Regions from separate parts of the Homo sapiens genome. Here regions 1 and 3 are each linked to region 2. The links are chromatin contacts, found by Hi-C or POLR2A ChIA-PET in ENCODE. All regions are on one chromosome and are shown on one strand. The core of a region is the stretch at or near the end of the contact, and the rest is flanking DNA. Distances in the headings are between cores, read along the strand shown.

Region 1 (3,166 bases), core at 469-2,968, 650 kb before region 2:
ATGAAAGTAATGTTGAAGACAAAGCCAGTTTTTTAAAAAAGTACTTACAGTATGATTGCTTTTATATAAATATGCAAAACAGAAGCAAGATGACAAAGGGAGTGTCATCATCTAGAAAGTGGTGCGATAAGATGCACAGCTAGTGCTGCCCTGTGACTCTAACTCCTTCAAAAGTCCGCCTGTGGCAAACGCGGCTACCCTCCCAAGCCAAGATAAAGTATAATTGGAGTGCCGAGGCTAAAAAATATACCAGTGGGACTGGTCGAATGAGGCACTTAAAAATTGTGTACAGCAGGTTAAGGCATGGATTTTTTAAAGGAATGCCACCTAAACCCAAGAGGACAGCTGCTGCAGCATCCAGTTCATCTTAAGAATTTCAGGCCAGGTACGGTGGCTCACACCTGTAATCCCAGCACTTTGGGAGGCCAAGGCGGGTGGATCACTTGAGGTCAGGAGTTCGAGACCAGCCTGGCCAACATGGCGAAACCCTGTCTCTACTAAAAATACAATAATTAGCCGAGTGTGGTGGCGGGCACCTGTAATCCCAGCCACTCGGTAGGCTGAGGCAGGAGAATCACTTGAACCCAGGAGGCGGAGGTTGCAGTGAGCCGAGATTGTGCCATTGCACTCCAGCCTGGGTGACAGAGCAAGATTCTGTCTAAAAAAAAAAAAAAAAAAAAAAATTTTAGATTAGTCACACAATAAATGTTCTGATTTAAAAAAAAAAAGGCAAAACTCTCCTTTGCTGTTAGAATTCAGGAAAGGTCAGTTATGAGTGAGGAGTGGGTTTAGTGACTGAAAGGAAATAGGAAGGGGGAGTTTCTGGGAATATTGTAAAGTTTCTTGAACAGGGTGCTGATTACACATACAGATTTCAGTCTATGTATATATATTACACTTATTTCTTAAGTAATATATATTACTTACAAAAGGTGTACAATTTTTCTGTATGTGTATTACACTTAGTTTTTTTTAAGTAATATATCTTGAGAGAAAGCTAGAAAATAAGACGTTTAAAAATTTTTGAATCACCTACAATCCCACTATCCAGTGAAAACGACTGTTAACATTTTGGACTTTTTTCCAGTTCTTTTTTTCAAGCCAGTGTGCACACGCTCTCTCCTCCCCTCCACTCATACACATAAATTTTGCTAAATTAGGTTCATTCTCATTTAGTTTTATTTCTGCTGTATTTTTACATAAAGTTAAACTATACCATTCAATATCCTTTGCAAGCATTTTATAAGCAGCTGAAACATACTCCATTGAATGTATGTGCTCCAGTACATTTAATCAGTTGCCCATTGCTGTTTTCTTATTAAAAAATAATCAGTCACATGATGTCTCTCTCTCTCACACACACCCCTACACCTCTAGACATTCTTTAAGCTCTGCATTCGTTCTCTATTTCTCTCCAGAAAGGTTGTACCGATTTACAGTTCCACTGGCAAATGTGAGGGCTCCTTGTATCGCAGTCCAACCCCAGCTCATTTCTTAGTATAGGTTTGTTTTTAGGATGGTCGAGCTCAAAGCAGAACTAAGGGATCTGCCGTTTTGTACACGGCCGAGGCGCGCGGCTCCCTGGGCCTGGAACGCGCTCTGAGCGCGCCGGTCCCTTCCAGGTTGCGCGGGCTCCGGACGAGACCCAGCCCAGCCGGGCAGCCCCGCGCGCTCCCGGGTCCCGCCGGCCTCGCGCCGCCCGGTTGCCGTGGGAACCACGGAGCCTCGGAGCGCCCGCAGACTAGCCCGTGTCTGAGGGGGTGAGGGATACTGAGGCCCAGGCATGGAGCTGCCGGATCCGGTGCGCCAGCGGCTGGGAAACTTCAGCCGGGCCGTGTTCAGTGATTCCAATCGGACCGGTCCAGAGTCCAATGAGGGTCCGGGTGAGTGACCGAGGCCCGGTGCAGGGGGTGTGGCCTGCCGAGGGCTTGGCGTGGATTTTGGAGCGTCCAGAATTTGCCCGTACCTAAAATGGCGATGTCGCCTTCAGCCAGTTCTCCGCAGTGCGGGAGAGCGCCTTGGAGGAGGGGCCGGGCCGGACAGGGAGCTGAGGCGCTGGCGGCCTCCCGCCCCCGGCCGGGCCTGGTCTCCGCGTGGTGCTCCCTGGCCAGCTTGTTGCAAGCGCGGCAGCTGACGTGGGGCCGATCTCTGTGCCGCGCAAGGCCCATCATTGTCCCGGAGAAACCCCAAAAATAAAAAGATAAAAGCCGCCCTTGCTGCACAGGCTGGTCCCCCGCGCGCCGCGAGAGCGAAGGCCCAAGTTGTTTTGCCTCTGCGGCGCCCGCCCCGGCTTTTCTGTCCAGGATGACGAGGAATAGCCCAAGCAATCCCACCTCCCCCGTCCCCACCCCCACCCCAGGGAACAAATTTGCCTTTTCCCTTTTCCTAGCAGAACAAGTATGTTCCTAAGCAAGGCCATTTTCTCGTAGAAGACATTAAAAAAAAAAGTTAATGAGTCCTTTCAAACCACCATCCACTCCCACTGGCATGTGCCATACTAGCCGGGCGTTCAACAAAACTCACCCCTTCCCTGCCTTCTCCTCCTCCCCTATATGTAACTCTTATCATAAGGTAACAAAATACCATGATGCTTCTGCGTCCTTTAACTTGATGTCAAGTGATAACACAGTTTCCTCCAGAACAGTTTCCTCCTCCTACATCATGATGGTAGACAACACACTGTCAACCAAACCCATGTGGTTTTCATCATTCAACTCTGCTGGGAAATATCAATCTTTTCCTCTGCTTGGTTTTAGAGAATTTTTAAAAGGGACAGAGAAAAGTAAAGGCAGTTCCCAAAGCTGCATTTTGTCACCTTGATCACTTGCCTATTTCCCAAATGTAGGCCTTTATGATTTAGGATGTACAGAGAAAAATGTGAAAAAAATAGGTTTTCACGTTTCTGGTTCCAAGGATGAGGCTTAATGAGCACTAACGTCTGATAATACAAGGTAAAAAGACGTTTTCTGAAAAGGACCAGATAGTAAATATTTTAGACTTTGTAGGCCATATGGTCTCCACGGCAGCCATTGACAATAGTTATTGAATAGGCAGGGCTGTGTTCCAATAAAACTTTATGGACACTGAAATTTGTATTTCATATGGATTTCACGTGTGGAAAAAATATTACTTTTTTAACCATTTAAACGTGAAAAAACATTTTTAG
Region 2 (3,464 bases), core at 687-3,186:
GATGTCACATTGGTGGCTTGAAATTGGCTATGATGGGAATATTGACATCATGGAAATCAGCAAAAGCTAAACATTGGACATTTAAACTTAAGAAACGGATGTGGAAAATATTAATGCAGAGTAAACTTAAAAGTTTGTGTTATCTGTAGCCTTTACATTGTGACTTGCAGAAAAAATTAAGAAAAATTATTCCAGTGTTAGAAAATGATTATCTATTTCAGCAAAGAAGTTGCTCATAACATTGACAAGTGAAATTCTGACATAGATCTTGGATATGTCACTCTCATCTTAATCACAAATAAAAACAAAAATATTAACCAACATTCATGTTGGAACTAGGTTGTTAAACAATTGCAACCATAAGTTGGCCACAAATACAGGAGTACAGCATAAACCAACGAAAGCATTCTGAGAGAAGCAATTGTCTATGAGGAATTTACAGTAAAGAGAATAGGATATTTCATTATTTATAATTCATCTGCTATAATTCCTTATCAATACTTTTGTTGGTGGTGGTGGTGGTGAGACGGAGTCTTGCTTTATTGCCCAGGCTGGAGTGCAGTGGCGCCATCCCGGCTCACTGCAACCTCCGCCTCCCGGGAGTGCGCCTGTAATCCCAGCTACTCCGGAGGCTGAGGCAGTTTTGTAGCCACAAAACTGGCTGCCGTGTCTGACTGGAAATTGCTCCCCTGGAAACTTGGCCACACCTGGCGGTGCATATCTCATGGTTCTGGCTCTGGCTTCTGCTTAGAACCCAGTCAGCATCTGTTCCAGCATGGGAAGCAACTGTTCAGCTAAAACCAAGAGCAGCCTGAAGGAAGTGGGGACGTAGGAGACTTTGTAGGTGCTCACACCCAGACAGGAGAACAAAGGTTTGGTAAGGGCTCAGACCTTAGAGACGGGTTCTCGACGATGTGCAGCGCATAACGAGGAAAATACTGACCGGAGGGGGCCGGTCGTAGGGCTGGGGAGCAGGAGGAGGGCAAAGGATAGAGAGGGGGTAGATAGGGAGTAGATAGGGGGCGGCAGCCTCGGCCTCAGTAAGCAGGGGCTCAGGGAGCAGATGTCTGAGACTGCACCACGTCCGCTATTTTGAGGTTTGGCTTCTCTTACTGCCACGTGGTGCAGAGGGAAGGCGCCATTTGATGCGTCCAAATCCCGAGTGGGAAGAGAAGATACGGATGAGGGAGATGGATGTGTCTGTGGTGACTCTTGGGCACTTGTGCCGTTCAATCCTGTCACTCTCAAGCTGAAGAACCCAAAGCAAACGCCAGGTTTACAATACCTGCACTATCACTCATTAGTGGGAGGGTCAGGCGCCACCCAACTCTGGGCTTTTATTGGTCATGTCAAGAAAAAAGCGAGAGGGACAACTGGGAGCCTCCTTCTGATTGGTGGATTCCTGCTAGCCCTCAAGTCAATCAGAGTAGAATGTACCGCCCTCCTTCCCACTCTGGCCCCCGCGGGAGACATGTTAGGTAGCGGGACGCCAACCTTGTCACTCTTCTGAGACCGCCACCCAGTAACACGCCCTGCTTTCCTCCGCCGCCGCCGTCTCCTCCATCAACTGTCTCCTTCTAACATGTTATTGCAGTTAATAAAAAAGCGTTCTTTTCTTCACAAAAGCAGTTGTTTCATTGTATAATGTGAGAAGTCTGCGTTCAGGCGGTTAGACGCAAAGGAGTGGAATAAGTGCCCTGTTCAGCCTGCCAACCTTCGGAACCAGCCAACAGACTCGGTACTGACTGCCATGATCCAGTAAGCACCCGACTCGGGTCTCTGGCAGCCTGAGTGGATTTTGCGTGACTTTTGGTCCCTGGCGGCTCCTGTAGCGTCCCCAGTTACGGCGCCCATAGCAACCGGCTCCCTAGCTAGGCGCCCCCGGGTTGCCAGGGGCCGCACCAGCTTTCCCGTCCCGGGCCAGCGCAGGCGCTCAGGCCTCGGAGGCGGGGCGATGGCCACCTCCCACCGAGTGGCGAAGCTGGTGGCCTCCAGTCTCCAGACCCCGGTAAATCCCATCACTGGAGCGCGGGTCGCCCAGTACGAACGCGAAGACCCCTTAAAGGCCCTGGCGGCAGCGGAGGCGATCTTGGAGGACGAAGAGGAGGAGAAAGTGGCTCAGCCCGCTGGGGCATCGGTAATACTGGGGCGGGACTTGGGCTGGGACCTCGCATGGGCTGGGTGCAGGCTGAGGGCTGTCCGGTTCCCCGCCCAGCTGAGGGCAGGCTGGTAAACGCGGGTCCCTGTGCACATAGTCCCTACTTGGTGGTCCTGGCCCAGCCCCTTCTCTACGCTCACGAAAATTACTCTAAATCGAGGCGTTGAAAAGTGTTTTAATTTTCACCAGTCTGTTGTAAAAGCTTCCTAGACAACATTTATGTTACTCTGCTTCTGGCAAGTGCAAAGTATAGAATTTTACTCTCTACTCTCCAGCATCTCGGGAATGGATATATAGAGATATATCTGGCTATATATAGTAATTTGAGGAAAACTGTTCTGTCAGGTGTGTTTCGTTATTACCTTAAGATCTTGGTTATAAGCGGATCTCAACATAGTGCTCTAAAGATGTGTGTTTAAAACCATCACGTGTTCACTGGCTAAATCAGACACGGATACAGATAAGCAAATCACTGAGGTTTCAGTGTTTCCTAAACAGCTCTTTAGGGTACAGCGAGACGGCCTTTTCACTGATCAGTTTTCATTGTTAAATCTGTTGTGGACACCAGTCCAGCAGGTAGAGGGCAGGGTCTGCCATCTGCTCAATTCACTTAAAAGATGGGAATCTTGGCCGGGCGCGGTGGCTCGTGCCTATAATCCCAGCACTTTGGGAGGCCGAGGTGGGCGGGTTACGAGGTCAGGAGTTCGAGACCAGCCTGACCAACATGGTGAAACCCCGTCTGTACTAAAAATACAAAATTTAGCCGGGCGTGGTGGTGCGCCCCTGTAATCCTAGTTACTCGGAAGGCTGAGGCAGGAGAATCGCTTGAACTTGGGAGGTGAGGGTTGCAGTGAGCTGAGATCTCAGACCCAGTCTCAAAAAAAAAAAAAAAAAAAAAAGATGGGAATCTTGAATTTAAACTAGCAATCTGCAGATAGAAAAAATTTCCTAATACCATGTGTCCAAAGCTTCTCAGACACCAAACTTATGATTGAGGACTAACTGAAATCACTGGATATTTTGGAATTCTGATCTCTTTAATCTACAGTAAAATTGTTAATGAGAACATCTTTAGCAACACCTTTTGTGACCAATCTTTCACCAACAGACAAACAACTTGAAGTTATCCAGAGTAAGGCAGACTGAGACCCTGAACATGAACCAGGATCAGAGTGCTAGGACCGATTTTGTTCATGATGAAGCTACCCCTCAACACAATTTTCAGTAGGCAACAAGGCAACGTGATGGAGAAAAAGGATTGAAGAGTTCTGTATTAGGATCCATTCCCTGCCACTTCCTAGGTGGT
Region 3 (3,455 bases), core at 445-2,944, 840 kb after region 2:
TACAAAAAATTGAACATAAATATAAAGAGGAGAAGCCACACAGTGAAAAATATTAGCAAAATGTAGTAACAAAAAAGGATTAGTTTAACAATACTCTTACAAATTGGTAAGCAAAGATAAAGCCAATAGAAAATTGGGCAACAGAAAAAACAAAAACAGATACAAAAAATAATATATAAATAGTAACATGTAATTAGATATAAAATATATATTATTGTTACATTGTTAAGTTTTAGATATAAAATGCATATAAATAGCACAAACCTAAGTACTAAAATATAAAAACATTACTGGGTATGCGAAACACCAAATAAGGACAATAGTCACCACTATAAAGAAGAATGGGAGAGTTTAGCCGTCTTTTATTTTGAAAAATTCGACATAAGTCTGGCAAATGTTAACACTGTTTAAAGTTGAGTAGTGAATATATAGGTATTATCTTACTCTCTACTGGTCTCTGTGTTTAAAATATTTCACGATAAAGTGGGAAAATGGTTAATTTTACATAAAAAGAACTTTAACAGATGCAAAAAATAAAACCTCTCTCATTCGACAAGCAGCCTAAATGGGGAAAAAAGAACCCACTCAAAAAAAAGGTAGCAGATAATGTCACCGTGGCTTACCAGCCTAATCAAACTTATTACTTGTTATGTATATATCCTTATTAAACTAAGTCGTTACTGTGTTAAAGCATTTTAGTGTTTAAATAAAAGATTTCAGAATACAGCAGAAATACATTCCAATATGTTGGGGTTTTTACGCTTAGGAAAACCTACAATAGTAGGTGATTTGACATTTGAATCACACCTATCTGAATTAAGATGTCCAGCACTACCAAACAAAAGCCACACGAGGCCACGAAACACTCCCAACTCTGCATGTTTTAGCCTTTTTAAAGTCCTAGAAACCAACTGATACTGATTAAAAACCAAACAAAAAAAAAATACAGGCCTCAGAAAAATACACTATTTTGCACACAAAGTCCATCCATAGGCCTCAGATCTAGAACTCCTGCTTTAAAGTTGCTTCTCCAATCTCGATCCGAAACACTGGCTGAGTTATGCTGGAAAAGAATGCAAAGTGTACGGGGCTTGAGTTCCTGTTGCGTAAAACCTTTCCGGCTTTCAGCAACTTCTCGAGAGGTTAACACCTTTAAGGAGAGACTTTGCTCCCTGTCGATGCCGTGGCTGGACAAATGCCGCTCTCAACTGCTACAGACCAAAGTCTACGCTTTAAAGATAGAGAAGCCATTCTGTCAAAGTGAAAACAGAAGCGGTAGGTAGGAAGCCGCCCCCCTTTCTTTCAAGCACAGAGACCCAGAGAGACGCCCAGGAGCTCCCGAAAAAAACGTTGCTGATTAGAGCTGCCGGGTCAGAAACAGCTGTGAGACACTAAAGTCCCCACTGGTAAGCGCCCCAGCTCCACCTCGGCCCCTATCCCCAAGGTTGGGTATTGGTTAAAGGGGGGAAGGGAATACCTCCACTAACAACCGCTACAACCGCCTCCTGCCAAGTCCCCGCTCGGGCCCACTAAACTCACAGCCTGAAGAATCCCACACTCACTGGAAAGTGGGGCCCGGTCCTGGTCCCGGTCCGGCTCCCGGAATTCGGCGGGTCTCCCAGGGTTTGGGGGGAGGTGGCGGCTGGGACGCCATCTCCTCCGCCTCCTCTCGGCTCCCGCTCCTACCCCTGACTGTCCAGGCCCGCGTAGACCAGCACCTGGAGCGTAAGACACAACGGGCAGAACACCGAGCCGTCCACCCCGCCCACCCTTGCAGTCAGGACAAGGCTTGAGTTACTTTGCCAGCTGAATCCATACAGCGGGAGGATGCCACTAATTTGTAGGAAGAAACACGCTCTTTGTATTTGCCCCAGAAAGAGCTGCCTTTCTAAACCTCAGGGTAAAGGCTCATCGATATTTCTGGTAGCGGCTACAACTCCCTAGACGTCGGAGTCCCACCGAGGCTTTTCTGGGAGTGGACCAGTCGGGCTGGGAGTAAAGCCGCACGCACTCCTTCGCTCGTGGGGGAGGTAGGGTGAGGTGGCAAACCAGGCAGTTTTTCGGATTTCCTCTACAAACAAGAAGGGAGAAGCTCACTTAGTCCTAGCGAGAGCGGGCTGGTACTTTTGTTCTAAAACGCACGTTTCCTCGGGGAACAGAATTGCTAGACGCAATAGGTGCGTTGTCTTTAGTCTTCCCTCTTCCCTTCGAGGGCCGGAAGGGGTTAAATCTCAGGCTCCGGCGTCTGGGGAGAAGGTGAGGCGGGTAGGTAAGAGGTGAAGGAGTGCAGACTGGGTGCAAAAGAGGTGTGGCGGGAGAGAGTTCGTTTCTCTCCTGCTGGAGCGGCTTTGTTAGCAAAGGAGGGGTGAGTGGGAAGTTTGTTGCACCTGACCGAAGGGGGAAGGGCTTGCTTGGCGAAAACTGAGGCTTGAGGTTAGATCTCGGGATGAACTTTTCAAGAGTCCACAGTAGATTCCAGAGCTGAATGTTTCAGAAGCCCAGTGAAGTGTGATCACCTCTTTCTCCGTAAATCCACACCCCCAGCCCCACGCCGCGTTACGAATGACACCCTTCGGTAGGGAAATGAGTTTTAAAAGATCTTAGGATATGAGACTCAGTCTGGTCATTTCGCTAGTTTTTCTTATACCCTGCCCCTTTTCTCGTTTTCGATGACTGGTTTTTGTAATCGTCCAAGAGGTGAAAATAAAGTCCTTCCTCTCCTCCAGTAAGCCAGAGACTGGGCTAGTTATCCTTGATTTGGGGAGGAGGGATTCAGTCCTCCTAGGGAGCCTGACACATGAAAGGCGGCTTTGTAGCAACTTGTTACAGAGTTATTTCTATAAAACAAACACATAAACGAAAAGCAAACATCTTGAGGGTAACCAACACTGGAAAACTTACATTGTGGAATGCCTTTCTCAGGGCTTGCTTTCAAACATAATAAATCTAATATGGACAACCGATTTCTAATATCTTATGAAATCCTGGCATTTAATTATCTCACGATGAAAAAACCAAATTTAAGACGTAACGTATTTTCTCCTTTTAATGTTAACATTCTTGAGAAGTTGATAAATTGTTGGTAGGTGAAAATGATGTTGAGAGGTTTGTAAATTCATAGCTCGTTTATTAACACACATTCAAAAGAGGTCTTTTTTGGGGTCTATTTTTAGACCTCTTCAAATTACTCAGGACTGGAAGTTTTGTAATTCTCATCAATCAGGTTTGGGAACTTCTCAGAGCCAGGAGATTGTAATGTGTCATTTATTTACTTTGCATGATACCTTTGTTCTTGTGAACTTACTGGAAAAATAAACATTGTCTTCTAGCCATGGAAAATAAAATAAATTTTAATATAGCTATTTAAGTATCGAGGGAAATCTTCATTAAGTGTCCTTTTAAAGTGCTTATTGATTTATTGGAAGAGGGTGTATTTCTTCTGTCTCTTTTTGAGT

Evidence for each region. Hi-C counts contacts between places; a loop is a spot of excess contacts on that map. ChIA-PET counts read pairs that join two places held with the same protein, here RNA polymerase II (POLR2A). Pooled maps may share reads with other maps.
Region 1: a loop to region 2 is called in a pooled map, with 5 times the contacts of the local background. The contact joins the promoter of TMEM17 here to the promoter of FAM161A in region 2. A Hi-C loop is called at or near these places in 4 of 50 pooled maps.
Region 3: a loop to region 2 is called in a pooled map, with 10 times the contacts of the local background. The contact joins the promoter of PEX13 here to the promoter of FAM161A in region 2. A Hi-C loop is called at or near these places in 2 of 37 single-sample maps with no recorded cell type and 14 of 50 pooled maps. POLR2A ChIA-PET finds 5 or more read pairs at or near these places in 1 of 52 experiments (naive thymus-derived CD8-positive, alpha-beta T cell).

What each region holds. Positions count from the first base shown.
Region 1 is chr2:62,504,747-62,507,912 of GRCh38, reverse strand. It overlaps TMEM17 (transmembrane protein 17), which reads left to right and starts at 1,718. Exons shown (of 4, transcript NM_198276.3): 1 at 1,718-1,883. The coding sequence starts at 1,784. It also overlaps the pseudogene RPL37P13. RefSeq lists silencers at 1,538-1,807, 2,018-2,187, 2,525-2,819.
Region 2 is chr2:61,852,532-61,855,995 of GRCh38, reverse strand. FAM161A (FAM161 centrosomal protein A) reads left to right here and starts at 1,936. Exons shown (of 7, transcript NM_001201543.2): 1 at 1,936-2,137. The coding sequence starts at 1,955. RefSeq lists enhancers at 743-792, 1,533-1,762, 2,003-2,162, 2,323-2,452.
Region 3 is chr2:61,015,959-61,019,413 of GRCh38, reverse strand. PEX13 (peroxisomal biogenesis factor 13) reads right to left here and starts at 1,694. Exons shown (of 4, transcript NM_002618.4): 1 at 1,563-1,694. The coding sequence starts at 1,654. PUS10 (pseudouridine synthase 10) reads left to right here and starts at 1,159. Exons shown (of 18, transcript NM_144709.4): 1 at 1,159-1,406. RefSeq lists an enhancer at 1,238-1,287.